2 separate regions of the Homo sapiens genome follow, and region 2 is linked to region 1. The links are chromatin loops, found by intact Hi-C in ENCODE. Cell type or tissue: stomach. All regions are shown on one strand. Links, peaks and the distances in the headings refer to the core of each region. The heading gives the core; the rest is flanking DNA. Region 1 overlaps GREM1 (gremlin 1, DAN family BMP antagonist). Region 2 holds the start of LOC107984089 (a long non-coding RNA gene).

Region 1 (8,343 bases), core at 165-8,164:
AACCGATAAAAGTTGCTCACAGTTTTGCATAATGTTTAAGGACCCAGTGCCACAGTAAGACCATATAAGTTCACTGCTTTCTAGCAGTGATAATGGTACCTACCTCACTGAGCTACCGTGAAGATTGAGTGAGAAACAATTCAAAGAAAATCCTTAGCACAGTGTCTGGTGTAACCATCCCATACATAGCTGCTGGGATTTTCATTATCATCAGAGCACCCATACCTAATAGAAATCTTGTATTATATATCTAAGTAGAAAGGGACCTCAGAAATTGACAAGTTCACAATTGCACACCAAGGGCAGTGACTTACTCTACTTCACATCCCTATTAAATGATATCTAGCCTGTGGTTTAATATTTCCAAGGACAGGAGTTCACTATCTTTTAAAGGTACCTCATGGTATTGCCAATCACTCTTACCACTAGGAAGCTTTTCCTTCTACTGAGCCCCAAATCTTTCTCCTGCTTTTCCCCTGGAACACCCTGAAATGAAGATATTATCATTTCTGTGTGATGGTCCTTCCATCTCAGGGCCTCCCTTATAACACTCTATAGTTCTTCTTTCTAGTTGTGCTCTAGGGAAGAGGCTGGTACTTCCGATTGCAGACCAGCTCTCCCTTGCCACAACCTGAAGTGTCCTACGGAAATCAAGCAGGGTCTGAAAGGCCTAGGCAAAAGGAATAAATTCCACCAAAGATCACAGGCTATCCAATTCTCTTTTCTACCTCCCTTCCCATGATAAGTGCATCCCTGCTCCACCTCTGCCCTAGGAACACTACCAAACACAAACGCACGCTCACACACACAGAAAGAATAGGTTTAATTTATTAGTTGCTCTTTAGCAAAGGCTATATAGAACATTATTGGGGTGAAAATTAAATTCTAGTTACAGATTCATGAAACTTGAAGCCAAATTAGTTTTATGAGACTATCAACTCCCCTTTCATCCTCCTACACAGCAAGGTACCTCATAGTCTATATAATTCTTTGCCGTTTTTAAATGATTTAAGCAGACATAATACATAATGCAGTTGATATTAAATATCTTGAGGAATGTCAATAGAACTACTTTCACTCTTAGGCATTAACTGATCACTTATAAATGTTCTGTTTATCCACTTTTCATTTTAGATTTTCTCCTTAAAAGGACTTTATGTGTGAACTAGTCATCATTATCTGCTATTCGTTTGTATACATGCATCGTAAGTCTTCCAAAATAACATTTAAAGTCTTTCTTAATATTGCTTTAGAAATGTTAACCTTTAAGGAACATTCAATTTAAAAAATAAAGATTCAGGCACTGACTCAGGAAGACATGTTCAGCTGGGTCAAGATTTTGTTTCCCCTGACCAGATAAAAGACTCTAACAACATACGGTGTGTCAGCTTCTTCTTTGCCCAACTCAGAGAAAGTCATATAAAGGAGAAAAAGAAAACATGCTTGAAATCACAGTGACCAAAGGATTTGAAGTAATAATTACATTAAATAACCATAACTTTTCATTTAACTATTCACATTCCACACAGTGGAAATTATCCTCTCCTCCAGATTTTTCACTTACACTCTTAACTTTGAAGACCTACAGTAACAAAAAACAACTTACAGACTTCCAGGATGTGTGTTTTTTTCTTTTAATGCCAAGCACAAAGTGTACATCATAAAATTCATATTTGGTGTTTGGCATTATTTTAATAGGTATGATCAAGACCACAAATATCTTGCCATAAAAATATTCTACTATAATAATGAAAAAATATATCATTACATCATCAGTGACTCGAATAAAATATGGTATAGATATGGCATTTTCAATGAAAGTTGGAAGACACACCACATTTGTACTAGTCTTAATATAGGCACAGTAAGAAGAACAGATATTTCCCTCTTTGGCTAGTGATATGCTTTTAGGGTAGTTACGCTGCTGATTATCCCAGTGAAGTTAGTGTTGAGGAAATTCTCTTTACTTGAGCCAAATCTGCACTTATGTGCAAGACTGTGGTACAAGCTCCTAAAAGAAGATTACTGCTGCCAACTTAAGTCATCTCCGTTAACGAAATTGCATTCTTGTGGCAGAGTTAAAACAACAAGAGAAATTCAGTGTTTGCTGGTTCTGAATGTCATTTTTCCTCCCTGGTGTGGTTTTACATTTTCAGCTTCTTTCCCTTTTCTTCTCTCCCACCCTCAAAATTCTGCCTTAGCATTTGTGTGCTTAATTAAATCCACTCTGTGCTTTATTGTTGGAGAATGTGGACAATACAAAGATTTGGGGTGGGGTCATACAGTGTATACAAAACACACACACTATGTGTTTGGACAAATTCGCCTAGCGTGAGAATCATCAGTAGTGAGTTTAAAAGTTTGAAAATCAGACCCAACATTTTGGGTGTTTAAAATATCTCCCGCCTTGAAATGGCTCCTGTTTAGTTGTTAGATGGGAGAGCACTGGATCAAAACAAAAACGAAATAAAAACAGCTTCTCGAGTTGCAAGGGTTCTCTGAATGCCAGAGCCTTGATCGGCAACTGAATCTCAAGTCTGCAGTGTTTGTTTTCCATATTACATAGGACTTGGCTAGGAGGCTGAGAAGATACAAGGCAAAAAGAGTATTCAGGGAGTTTGTATATAAAACCTCAGGCTTGAAGAAAACAGGTTAACCAAATCCAAAGTACAATAAAGTTCACCCACCCTGCACTTTGGCCCTTAGATCAATCCTAAGTAGCCATTGCCAGTAGGCCAAGTTTAATCAGAGGACAGTGCCTACCAGTAAATACTGAATAGTTACAATAGTTATGTCCATCCAACCAGTAGCAGATGAACAGCTAATACATCATGATGCTATGCTCTCCTAACAGGGTCCCCTCAGATCCTCAGTGAGCACATAAAGAAAGGGAGGTCATATCCCTTACATCTCTACCAGGTATTAACACCTAACTACTCTCTAGCCAGAGGCAATTCCCTTTATTTCCTTACTCTCGTCGTCTTCTCTTTAGCCCAATCTCCTGACAATAGTTAAAACAAAAAGACCCCCAAAATATCTCTTGCTAAAACAGAGTAGTCCCTAAACTCTCTCATCTTAGACTACTGTCAGGTACACTCAGCAGAGGCAGGATCTTTATCAATCAAGTTAGTGGCTCTCAGAAGCATTATGGGAAATAGTGGAATGGAAATGAGCTGACTATAACCACGATAAAGGAAAGGTATTAGGAATTTCAGCCTCTGAGGTTTTTGATTAATTCCCACCCCTATGCAGAGAGTTCTAAACTACCTCTCTTTTCCACCTGAGGGACAAAGCAGAGGAGTTGGTTTGGTTTAGCTAACTTGCTTGGGTCCGAACATAGGAGTGGTCAGTATTTATGTTTTCAGTTTGGTGTTAGGTTTGAGCAGATTGCAACGGCCAAAGTTAATCACTTTCTGGCAATCTCATTTCTCCTCTGTTCACTTGGGTTCTGTTAAATACTAGGAAAAGACTTTCTCAGAAGCATCAGCCTGTGTTCTGGTATTGGCCTTTCAAGCTTCTGCAATGTCCCTACTGACTTTTGCTGGACCTGATTTGGCCTCACCCTCCACCCTCCCTTTCTCACTCCACTATCCTGCTTGTCCTTGCCCACACCAGCCTCTCCCAGAGTCTGGAGGGTCTTCACAAAATGAAAAACATTTGCATCATGGTTAAGTGAATTAATTTAGGAACCTTGGCAAACAAGAGATTAGACTGACATAGTCACTATCAACTTAAGAAGAGATGGATTGTGAGGAGGAGGAGGAAAGGAGGATGCAAGCACAGGTTAAAAGGACTTTTCCATGTCGAATGCAGCACTAAAACAGGTCTCTTGCCCTCAGAGGAGCCTCTTCCATGAACATTCATTCCGAAAGGAGATTCTGGTCCCCAGGAGGGCACAAAAACACAAAGTCAGAACCAGACCACGGCCCCGCCCCTTTAGATGTGAGCCGGGGTGAGGTGGGTTTCTGGTACATCCCCATTAAAGCAGATATGTTTACAAAATAGGGAGTGCTCTCTAGCAGAGACTGTGTTTTCTCTGGTGTCTAAAAACACCCACAGGCACCCATCCACACTCATGCACACGAACTACGCACAAGCAGGCTCCTGCCAGGAGGCAGCTGGGGGTTCTTCTGGCCTCTAGGTTTAAGCCAAGTAAGAATCTGGTTGTTTTAGGTCTGGGACTTCCTGGGGCTGCATTCCTAGGACATGCTGGGTGCACCTGGATTTGGCTTAATCCAAATCGATGGATATGCAACGACACTGCTTCACACGTGTGACTCTCTTCTTCTTGGTAGGTGGCTGTAGTTCAGGGCAGTTGAGTGTGACCATCATGGTAGTGAATTTCTTGGGCTTGCAGAAGGAGCAGGACTGAAAGGAACCTTCCTCCTTCCGGATGTGCCTGGGGATGTAGAAAGAGTTGCACTGGCCGTAACAGAAGCGGTTGATGATGGTGCGACTGTTGCAGCCTTCCTCGTGGATGGTCTGCTTAAGCGGCTGGGTTTTGCACCAGTCTCGCTTCAGGTATTTGCGCTCCGTCACATGCAGGGCCTCTTGGCTGGACTCCAGCACCTCCTCCCCGGGCATGGCAGTGCCCCGCCCTTGGCCCCGCCCCCGGTTCCTGGAGCCAGGCTGCTGGGGCGACTGAGTCTGCTCTGAGTCATTGTGCTGGGCCTTGTCTGGCGGGGGGATGGCACCTTGGGACCCTTTCTTTTTCCCTTCAGCAGCCGGCAGCAGGGTCCCCAAGAGGAGAAGCAGGGCTCCCACCGTGTAGGCTGTGCGGCTCATACTAAAGAAAGGAAGCACAGAGAGGGGAAGACACAAAACATGGCAAAGTTAATTTAAAAATTAATAATAATAGCACCTAGCATTTAAACGCACCGTTAAACACTTAACGTGAAATATTCCATTTACTTCTCACAGTACCTGTATGAATTAGGTACTATTATCTCCATGACCCAGCCATCAATCCATGGAGTAACTCACCCAGAGTCCCACAGTGACTAAGTCAAGGTTTAAACTCAGCCAGGGCCTAGCTCTTCTCTGCACCTATTCTCACAAGAACTTCTTCCTGGCCTCTGGCACCAACCACATTTGTCTTTGTATTACGTTCACTTATTGAGGGGAACTTATTTTCTATTTTGTTTTACAGCAAGATGAATTAACCTCTCTGCTCAGAGGACTTCATTCCTCCGGAAACCTCCCAGTCTTTTCTCCCCAACTAGCCTGAGGCTTCCTGAGCTGTGAATGCTTATGAGACTTTGCATTTTTATCATATGTGGAAGGAGAGATTCATGGAGACCAGAAGGCATTTGACAGAGGGAAAACAACAAAACAGGAAAGGTCGCGCTCCTGGTGCAGTAACTTGCTATCTGATCTTAAAGATGTCACTTTGTCTCTCAGTAAATCACTCCATTTAAGCAAAGATACCAATACTTCGTCTCCCCAGGTACGCTGTTCAGATCCAACTCGATGTCAATGTGACAGCAATTGGAGAACTAACCAAATGTGTGGCAGTACTGCAGATGGAATGAAAGACAGTAGCGTGTAGGTGACGTGACTCATGAGGCTTCACCTCTCACTTATTCTCATCTTGAAACTGGGCACAGATACTCAATGTATCACTTTGTACCACGATATACATTTTTCTACCTTTTAAATAGTGAAATATGTCATTCACATGTGTCTGTGTATATACAATTTAAAAGGTAGAAAAATGGGCATGATAGAACAAGTATGTGCAAATATTTACATTAATAAATGGCATGGGCATGCTGAATAAATTAGTGGCAATGGATTAGTGGATGGGTCAGAAGCTAGATATGGGTCTGAAAGGGCAGTGATATGTGAACAATGGCAAAAAATAACAAGGAGGTGAGGTGAGGGAAAACCGACAAAAAATAGGAAACCATAGACAGAGAGAGAAAAGAATGAATGAAGTGAAGAATGCAATTCAGAGAAAGGGGAACTCTTCTACAAGTTGAATGTTCAGGGGAGGTAGTAAAGGCAGACAGAAAAGGCGGAAGAAGAGGGAAAGGTGGAGAAGGAGCAGCATATTTTTAAAAAGGAGAGTGCAAGAGAGAAGCCTCAGACAGACTAAAAAGATTTTCCTCCTGGGACAGTGCTTCTTAGACTTGAAAGTGCAGACAATTGGCCGGGCGCAGTGGCTCACGCCTGTAATCCCAGCACTTTGGGAGGCCCAGATGGGCGGCGGATCACGAGGTCAGGAGATCGAGACCATCCTGGCTAACACGGTGAAACCCCATCTCTACTAAAAATACAAAAAAATTAGCCGGGCGTAGTGGCGGGCGCCTGTAGTGCCAGCTACTCGGGAGTCTAAGGCAGGAGAATGGCGTGAACCCGGGAGTCAGAGCTTGCAGTGAGCCGAGATCGCGCCACTGCACTCCAGCCTGGGTGACTGAGCGAGACTCTGTCTCAAAAAAAAGAAGAAAGAAAGAAAGAAAAAAAAAAAGAAAGTGCAGACAATATCTGGGGATATTGTTAAGATGCAGATTATGATTCAGCAGGTCTGCCTTTTTATTAAGCTTTGAGTAGCAAGGCCTATAAGCACTTGCTGCCATGGGGCACGGAGAGAATTATTAAAGTGTGGAGGGATTTTCTTTTCAATGGATGCAGTTTCAAATTCACAGTCTCCCTCCTGCGGCCATCACAACAATCGGACCTGAATCCTGAAGGTTCTCCTGTCCCACTCCTGTGGTTTTCTGAACCTAAGAACACAGCTGTGTAGCAAACATTTTCCTTCTCTCTTTGGAATACCAGTATTACACATAATAACCACTAAGTGCAACTTAACAGTAACATTATTTCTCCCACCAAAACTGGACAGGTTGGTATTATTAGAGCAACTACCTTGCGCAAAGGCAGTGTAGGATCTAGATTTTCTAATGAACAGCACATGGTAAGTAAACACCATTCAACTCTAGGATAATGTCAAATTAAAATAATTAAATATTGAATTTAAGATATCTTTAAATGGCACCATCTTTCCAACATTAACCTAGTACTTTTAGACCATTATAAGTTCGGAGCTGATAATGTGACATTCAGCTTCTGCTCCAACTGTAGGTTTCCCACCTTTGGTCAGTGTATGTTACAACATCCCTGCTCTTTATGCAGAGCTTTTGTTTTACCCCAACAACAAAAAAATTACTTTACTTTGTCTTTTAAAAAAAAGCACTTATACTATACCATGCTGTTTTTGTTACTGTAGCCTTGTAGTATAGTTTGAAGTCAGGTAGCATGATGCTTCCAGCTTTTTTCTTTTTGCTTAGGATCGTCTTGGCTATACCGGCTCTTTTTTCAGTTCCATATGAAATTTAAAGTAGTTTTTTTCTAATTCTGTGAAGGAAGTCAGTGGTAGCTTGATGGGGATGGCATTGAATCTATAAATTGTTTTGGGCAGTATGGCCATTTTCATAATATTGATTCTTCCTATCCATGAGCATGGAATGTTTTTCCATTTGTTTGTGTCCTCTCTTATTACCTTGAGCAGTGGTCTGTAGTTCTCCTTGAAGAGGTCCTTCACATCCCTTGTAAGTTGGATTCCTAGGTATTTTATTCTTTGTAGCACTTGTGAATGGGAGTTCACTCATGATTTGGCTGTTTGTCTATTATTGGTGTATAGGAATGCTTGTGATTTTTGCACATTGATTTTGTATCCTGAGACTTTGCTGAAGTTGCTTATCAGCTTAAGGAGATTTTGGGCTGAGATGATGGGGTTTTCTAAATATACAATCATGTCATCTGCAAACAGAGACAATTTGACTTCCTCTCTTCCTATTTGAATACCCTTTATTTATTTGTCTTGCCTGCTTGCCCTGGCCAGAACTTCCAATAGTATGTTGAATAGGAGTGGTGAGAGAAGTCATCCTTGTGGCGGTTTTCAAAGGGAATGCTTCCAGCTTTTGCCCATTCAGTATGATACTGGCTGTGGGTTTGTCATAAATAACTCTTATTATTTTGAGATATGTTTCATCAATACCTAGTTTATTGAGAGTTCTTAGCATTGAAGGGGTGTTGAATTTTATCGAAGGCCTTTTCTGCATCTATTGAGATAATCATGTGGTTTTTGTCATTGGTTCTGTGTATGTGATTGATTACGTTTATTGATTTGCGTATGTTGAACCAGCCTTGCATCCCAGGGATGAAGCCAACTTGATCATGGCAGGTAAGCTTTTTGATGTGCTGCCAGTATTTTATTGAGGATTTTCACATCAATGTTCATCAGGGATATTGGCCTGAATTTCCTTTTTTATGTTGTGTCTCTGCCAGGTTTTGGTATCAGGATGATGCTGGCCTCATAAAATGAGTTAGGGAGGAGTCCTT
Region 2 (8,343 bases), core at 259-8,258, 52 kb before region 1:
TTTTCTTACAGTAGGGAGTGACTTTACTTATTTCATTGACTTTTATAGCAGTTAACCTCGTGCGATAGTTATGTCAGGAATTCAGAAATGCCTCGTGAGTGACTGTTGTCAAGATGGATAGAAATGAGAGTGGTCCTCACAGCCCTGGTCAGGTCTCTACGATCTCACTTATTTAGAATCAAAGTTGGACATTAGCCCGTTTTCGCCTGGAGAAACAATTTCGCTCTGGGAACTGGGGGCTGTACCTTGTATAGACTCGAGTAGTATCAAAAGACCTGAACAAACTATATAGAGTGGACAGAGCCTTACTTCTGATGTTCAGGCCACCAGGCAGTGGTTGGAGGGATGGCTGGACACAGCCATATCCCTCTGAAAGCATATTTAAAACAGCCCTTATGGCGTTAATACCATCTATGTTTCAGGTAAGCCTAATGAGAAAAAGATCAAAACGTTGCCCTCAATCTTCTCTATTCAAAATGCCATAAACCATGTGATATTGAGCTTTCTGAGGCAAGGAAGCCATTTCCCTGATGCCCCAAAGTCTATATGTTATTCCTTGTGCCTTGGCCTGATGTGACTTAGTTCAAAGCTGCAAGGAGATCATGGCAAAGGAGTGAATATTCACTCCTTTTTGTATTTCATCCTTGAAGCTCTATATACCCCTTTTCTGACTTTTTCTTCTGAAGGGAGACCATAAGAGTGTCATTATTTGCTCATAGAAGCTGTCCCTGATAATGACTGGTAGAGCAAAGCTATATTGGGTAGTCAGACTGGTGAGTCATTTATTTTACAGGTGTGATCTACAGTGAGGGCCAATACCTTTTTTATACCACGGAAACCTTATTCACCATTCCAAAGGACCATAGGCCAGAATTGACTGAGCCAGTGGTAAAAATGTGTTTTTTGCATGTTCCTTTGTTTATCATGTTCGTCCATGTATTTCTGAACAGTCATGAGAATGAAGAGCTCTTGCATTTATTAGAGAGATTCTGAACTCCTGTCTTTACATTTAGGGTAAGTCCAGTGGTGCAGCAGCTTGGACCTTCAGTTTTTATCATCCTACTTTTTAGGGAACGTGGACATTTCCTGTGGCATGCTGACTTAAAGGCACATTACCTGTTGGCACACAGAGCATACCGTATCCATTTTTTAGACCATTTTTATCTTCTTTCTTTAGCAACGAGTGATATTAAAATCTTTTTTTAAAGAGATTCATATTATAGCTGGTCAGATCTCATGTGTTTCCCAAGATGCCTTTCATGAACCATATTCCCTCAATGTGTCTCTTTTCTTTGCCTTTGTCTGCCAATATTTCCAAAGCCATTAACTTTTAATGGCTTGGATCAAGAAACATACATGATCTGAGTCGAGCGGTGATTAATTTTAGTCACACTGTACTAGGTAGCTGGTAGGGCTTTCTTTTTAAAGCTAGTAGCATTAGAGGCCAAAAGTTTATTCCTCTGCTCCTGAAGTCACTTCTTGGTCCTGTTGTCTACAATACAAAAGCAAGTAATGTATTAACAAAAATGCCCTGATAGTATTACCAGATTGTATTTTCTGTACTGACTGAAATGAACCAATCATATTATTTAGGAGAATTTCTAACATATCACCCATAGGTGTTTAAAAGATAACGCTAATTTTCAGGGGCCAGTTACCTATTTTTAAACACTAAAATTAATTCCATAGGTTAGAGTGTAAACCCAAACCTGAACCATGATTTGAGACCTGTTGTGTCCAGACGCCAGTCATCAGCCTAAATTCCTTTTTTTCATTATAAATATAACTTAGCCTTTGTCTGGGCTTGATGGCTTACACCTGTAATCCTAATACTTTGGGAGGCTGAGGCAGGTGGATTGCTTGAGTTCAGGAGTTTGAGACCAGCCTGGGCAACATGGTGAAACCTCATCTCTACAAAAAAAAAAAAAAAAAAATATATATATATATATATACACACACACACACACACACACACACACACACACACACACGTACGTATACACACACACACACACACCCCTAGCATCATACTTAAGAGTTACTCAAAAGTTAACAGGTTGACAGTCTTGTTACAGTTCACACAGATACGTTGAATGGGAAAGAAAGGAAACGAGGATGAGCAGATGAACCCCCCTCCAAAAAAAGTTAATTGCAGTCACAGAATTAAGTTGGGAGAAGCCATAGGCAAGGTGTAATAAGATAGCTCTATTTAATTTTCATTCTGAAGCTATTAAAAGCAAAGGAGGCAAATAGACATTGGAAAGTTGCATAGGGCAGAAATCAGGGAACTCAAGCAAAATTCCAGAAAAGACCATAAATAAAATGAATCATAATGAAATGTGAGGCAATCTCTGCCTTTATGAGAGGGAAATAAATGGGTGCCCCACTTATTTCCACAGTCTGGTTCATCTGGATCTGTCCCCACTGTGCCTGTCTGTATTTGCCAGACACTGGTGATCTCACAGGCTTAGAACTTACCTGGAAAGTAATAAGCAGAAGAGAGTGGGAAAGCTGGCCATGTTGTGATTTTTGTAGATTTGATGTTTTACTGGAGCCCAAAATCTGAAATCTTGTGGTTATGGCTGTCAGAAGAATCATCCCCTTGGTCTTCTTAAATCAGTTGTCTACCTCTAAGATATTCATAGACAGTTCTTTAGGAAGAAGCTTTCTGTTGGCTTCTGTTGTCTTTCTCCTGAAGAGGAAGGTTTGTTTTGTTTTGTTTTGTTTTGTTTTGTTTTTCCCCCTAGGAGCTTCAAAAAGTTCTGTTAAAAAAAAAAAAGCAGACCTCTTTTTGTCTAAAAACATACATAAATCATCAATGTATAAAACAAAGTAAAGCTTTTCTAACTGAAGCAGAGCTTGCCAACATTGGCATCTGGAGGATCCCCTAATTCTGCCTCTTCTCCCTGAAACACCTTTGCTGAAGGTTAAAGCTCTTTGAAAAATAGTTTACAAACACTGCTCCAAACTATTGGATTTTCCAATAGTGAAAAGGAGTGTAAAGCAGCCTGAACACTCTTATCTGCCCCATTTCCTCCATATCTCATTTATCTCTTGATTGGCTGGTGTGCTCAATCCCTGTGGTCAAAAATAAAAGCACTTCTGTTATTACAAACTTCATAATGATTTCAGTATCTTCTGCCTTGTACAACACAAACCAGTGAAATACTGAATGTCAAAAGAATAAAGACTTGGTACTTCCTCAGTCTCACAGATGGCTAGATTCTGAAAATTGACTTGATTTAGCTGCAGCTGTATGCCTCTAACCTGTAGAAAGCCCACAGTATGCCCATAGGCTTTCCCAAAAGATGAGGCTATAACAGTGGGGAGCCTAAATCTCTAAATGGAAAGCCACGCCACTTCAACTATTTTTTTTTTTTTTTTTTTTTTTTTTTTTTTTTTTTTTTTGAAACAGAGTCTCGCTCTGTCGCCCAGGCTGGAGTGCAGTGGCACAATCTCAGCTCACTGCAAGCTCCCCCGACCCCGGGTTCACGCCATTCTCCTGCCTCAGCCTCCTGAGTAGCTGGGACTACAGGCGCCCACCACCACATCTGGCTAATTTTTTGTATTTTTAGTCGAGATGGGGATTCACTGTGTTAGCCAGGATGGTTTCGATCTGACTTCATGATCCACTCACCTCGGCCTCCCAAAGTGCTGGGATTACAGGCGTGAGCCACCACACCCGGCCAGGTTACAGTCAACTTCTACAGAGTCAAGACTAGGCAAGAACATCAGAGGACATGACTCACTTTCCCATCTTACACTTGTGTCTTTCCTCAGTAGTCTTTGGCAGCACTTGGTATTTACTGGGGCTCCCAATAACTCCTTAGGGAGCATATGCATGATAATGAGAAAGAGGAAAAGATAAAGTTTTCAAAAATTTTACTGAGACGTTTATCAATTGAGAATATATATTTTCTTTCTCTGATATGTTTGTTTGTTTCCTATATTTCCAAATTCTTTTGTAAGGATTGCCATATAACCTTTATTTTTTTTTGTTTTTATCAATTCAGGAGGTACATGGATTTGTGCAGGTTTGTTACACGGATGTATTTCATAGTGGCAGGGTTTGGGCTTCTACTGTATCCATCACCTGAAGAGTGAACCTTGTACCCAGTAGATTATTTGTTGACCCTCACTGTCTTCCCCACTCTCCCCACCCCCAGCGTCTGTTATTTCCCTCTATATGTCCATGTGTAACCACTGTTTAGCTCCCACTTATAAGTGAGACCATGCAGTATTTGATTTTCTCTTTCTGAGTTATTTCACTTAGGATAATGATCTGCAGCTCCATCTATGTTGCTGCAATGGACGTGATTTCATTCTTTTTATGACTGCATAGTATTTCATGGTGTATGTGATCCACATTTTCTTTGTCCAGTCATCTACTGATGGACATTAGAGCCAACATTTAGGCCAGAAACAAAAACAAGTCCACAAACAATGAGGAGGTTGAGCGTGTATGCAGCTAGAAACTGTCTAACCAGCAAATTTTCTTTGATTAAATGCAAAAAGCCCTTACCTCCTAAGTGGGAGAAATAAATTCCAGACTTGGGACAAAGTCACATAACCTCACTGAGTCTTAGTCTCCTTGTGGGCAAAGTAATGTGGATACTTTTAAGTATCTTGGAATCTATACATAAGATGACACGTGTAAATATTTAGCACATTTGGGTGGCCTTGAGTATCTTTTCTTTTTCCTTGTTTAAGACTTAATCAGCTAATCAGTAACTGGAACTACACTTCTAAATGTTTTTATAGTTTTTTCCCAAGGATAAATGCAAAAAGCAATCATTTTATAACTATTTACTAAACATTTAAATTGTTTAAGTCAGAAAAACAAAAGTTATCAATGCATGTCATTTGTCACGTAGATACTAAGAACTGACTTGAGCATGGTACAGTGCTGGGTAAAGGAACAAGGAGAGGTCCCAAATATGGATAAATCCTGCTCGTTGTCCCTAAGTCATTCCAATGGTTTAAGAAAAATAAGACACCTACTCAGTTCTAAGATGAAATGCCTTAAGTACCTTAAGAGAGGCACAAAGTGCTTTGTCATTTAAGAAAAGAGCAATTACTTCTGGCTAAGAGAGATGAAGGAAGCTTTCATGACTTTGACACTTAAGCTGTAAATAGAAGAATGGGAAGAATTTGCATGCATGGAAATGACTCAGACCGTCATTGAGGGAACAGTAAAAGCAAGATGCAAAGGTGAGAAAAAGCCATGTACAAAGAATGTAAGTCGTTTGGGTGGGTCATGGAACACGTGGAGTGAGGTGAAGGAAAAGATGCTTGATCAGTAATCACATATAGTATTTTCTTTAATTTTTATAGCAACAATGTTATTAGGTGTGGTATTATTCACACTTTAAAGAGATGAGGAAATTGAGGTTTGGGGGTTACATGACTTATCCAAGGATACTCAGCTAATTAAACCAGCATACTACGAATACAACAACAGATCTGGGTCTGAAAAGGTAAGATAAGTAAACTGGGTTTATAGCAGGGAGATTGTATTGCCAGTCCAAAAGCATAAGATTTTGAATCCTATGATACAGTCCAGGAATTGGCAGACTACAGCCTATGAGCCGGATCTGGCCCACTACCAGTATTTGTCAATAAAATCTATCAGAACATAGCATAGCCCGGTCGTTGATGCATTTTTCAGATGGCTGCTTTCCCACTGCAACAGTAGAATTAATTTATTGTCCAGTGCACAAGTAAGAATGTTGAATTCATTGTAACTAACGTGTGCATGTGGGCAGGGAGATGGGATTACTAAATGTGTGTTTTAAGCAAATTGTATAACATTAGCTAAATAAAGAGCTAAGCTACTCAGCCACTTACAGATGCCAACAAGTATGTGATTAATATTAAGTAAGATATTTTTATTTGAAGCATGGAAGAAAAAGCATATTTTTTAAATGTCTGAGTTGATAGATCTTTAAGTATTTACTATTTTGAAGATTTTTTGAAGAAATTTTAAAAATAAAAATATAAAAGATAGCATATCACACCCATATTCCCACTACCTAGAATTATAACTATTAACATGCATCATATATTCTTTAAGATTTTAAGTTTAAAAATGAAGTATTACAGATAAAATGAAATTCTACTTGGCATATTATTGCCAGTGTCATTCTCTTCCCAGATCTTTCTAGCAATAACCTCTATCATGAAATTATTGAGTATCTTTCTAGTCTATTTTGAATACTTTCATATGTGTGTATCCATATATAAATACAGATAGATGTCTGTATGTATGGGTTCAATTTAAAATTATACGCACAGTGTAGCATACTGCATGCAAAGTAACAATAGCAGCTTACATTTATTCTGCTATTACCGCCTGCCTGGAGCTGTACTGCTGATACAGGACCCCACCGGTTACCCAAAGCTAGCCTTTGGGTCAGGGGTTTCCTCACTATAGTCCCTTCTGTGGTTGCCAGAAAGATGTTACAGGAAAGTGGTCCCAATCCAGACCCCAAAAGAGGGTTCTTGGATCTCACACAAGAAAGGATACAGGGTGAGTCTGTAGAGTACAGGGAAAGCAAGTTTATCAGGAAAGTAAAGGAATAAAAGAATGGCTACTCCATAGGCAGAACAGCCTTGAGAGCTGCTGGCTGCCCACTTTTATGGTTATTTTTTGATGACATGCTAAATAAGGGATAGATTATTCATGCCTCCCTTTTTTAAGACCATACAGGGTAACTTCCTGACTATTGCCATGACATTTGTAAACTGTCTTGGCACTAATGGGAGTGTAGCAGTGAGGACGACCAGAGGTCACTAGGTGGCCATCTTGGTTTTGGAGAGTTTGGGTCAGCTTCTTTACTGCAACCTATTTTATCAGCAAGGTCTTTATGACCTGTATCTTGTGCTGACCTCATGTCTCTTCCTGTGTCTTACAATGCCTTAGTCATCTGGAAATGCAGCCCAAAAGGTTCCAGCCTCATTTTACCCAGCTTCTATTGAAGATGGAGTTGCTCTGGTTCACATGCTTCTGATACTGTCTCAGTCCTCTTATTGATCCTATGTAGCATGCACTATTACTGTCATGTTTTTTAGGAAATAAGGCACACAGAGAGTTCCCTTGTGCAGGGTCACACAGTTAATAAGTGATAGGGCTGAGAATTAATTCTGCAATCAGGCTTTGGAGCCTGAGCTCTTGACCATCATCACAGATGGACTATTCACTGTATCACTGCAGGATTCTTCACTCTCAGTATCATGCCTCTGATTCCTGTGATTTTTGAATTTGTAGATCTAGTTCATTCCTTCTCACTGTTATACCCTATTCTGTTGAATGAATACAGTACATAAGCAGCATTGCACATTGCATGGTGGTTAAGACCTATGAAATGGGAATAGTAGAAGTTCCTATCTCACAGAGTTGTGAAAATTAAGTTTAATTCAAATACAGTAGGTAGAACAGCACCTGGTACAGATTAAGTACCCAATAAATGTTAGTTGTTATTTGCTATTCTCATATATCACCCTGTTGAACCTATTCATTAGGTTGTCTGTAGTTTTTCTTGATTGCATATATTGCCACAGTGAAAGCTCTGTGTCTGTTTATAATTCTTTTTGGTATCTCCCTACAAGAAAACTTGATGGCTCGTAGAGTGTACATGCTTTCAGTTTTACTTGATATTGCCAAACCCAACTAGACCAATTTCTTCTCCTTAGTGCACTGTGTGGCACTTCCCATTCCCCTGCATCCTCACAAACAGTTAATATTGTCTAATTGTTTACATTTGCCAACCTGATGGGTAAGAAATACTATCATGCTGAATTAATGAATTTTTAATAAGTTGTATTGAGATAGAATTTACATATCATAAAATTCACCCTTTTAAAGTGTACAATTCCATACACATTAGTATCACTTCACTACACAGTGGTTTTTAGTATGTTCACAAGGGTCTACAACCATTACCTCTATCTGATTTTAGAGGAAATCTTTGACTGGTTAGCAATAACTCCCCATTTTCCCCAGCATGGGGAAACCCATAGTTTTGCTAACCTACTTTCTGTATGGATTTGCCTGTTCTGAACATTTCATATAAATAGAGTCATGTGTTTTTGTGATTGGCTTCTTTCACTTAGCACAATGTTTTTGAGGTACATCCATGTTGTAGCATGTATCAGCAAATTCATTCCTTTTTATGGCTCAGTAGTATTCCATTGTATGGATATACCACATTTAATTTTTCCATCAGGTGATGGAAATTTGGTTGCTTCTACTCTTGATTACTATAAATAGTGGTTCTATAAACATTCATATGCAAATTTTTATATAGACATCTTTTCAATTTTCTTAGTTATAGATATATTTAT

Evidence for each region. Peaks named below come from ENCODE experiments on the same cell type or tissue, not always from the same donor. Only the 100,000 strongest peaks of a DNase experiment are listed, where the experiment ranks them.
Region 2: a loop joins it to region 1, with 8 times the contacts of the local background. A loop is called at or near these places in 8 of 110 quality-filtered maps.

What each region holds. Positions count from the first base shown.
Region 1 is chr15:32,727,133-32,735,475 of GRCh38, reverse strand. GREM1 (gremlin 1, DAN family BMP antagonist) reads right to left here. Exons shown (of 2, transcript NM_013372.7): 2 at 1-4,786. The coding sequence starts at 4,785. The coding sequence ends at 4,231. Among named protein-coding and RNA genes, the nearest start is that of GREM1-AS1, 12 kb to the right of the region's middle. RefSeq lists an enhancer at 4,071-4,610. In stomach, for the core only: no CTCF peak of the experiment used is centred there; a DNase peak (open chromatin) is centred at 4,575.
Region 2 is chr15:32,778,810-32,787,152 of GRCh38, reverse strand. The region is part of intron 19 of FMN1 (formin 1); the gene reads left to right. It overlaps LOC107984089 (a long non-coding RNA gene), which reads right to left and starts at 2,675. Exons shown (of 3, transcript XR_002957769.2): 1 at 2,479-2,675. RefSeq lists an enhancer at 4,832-5,395. In stomach, for the core only: no CTCF peak of the experiment used is centred there; no DNase peak of the experiment used is centred there.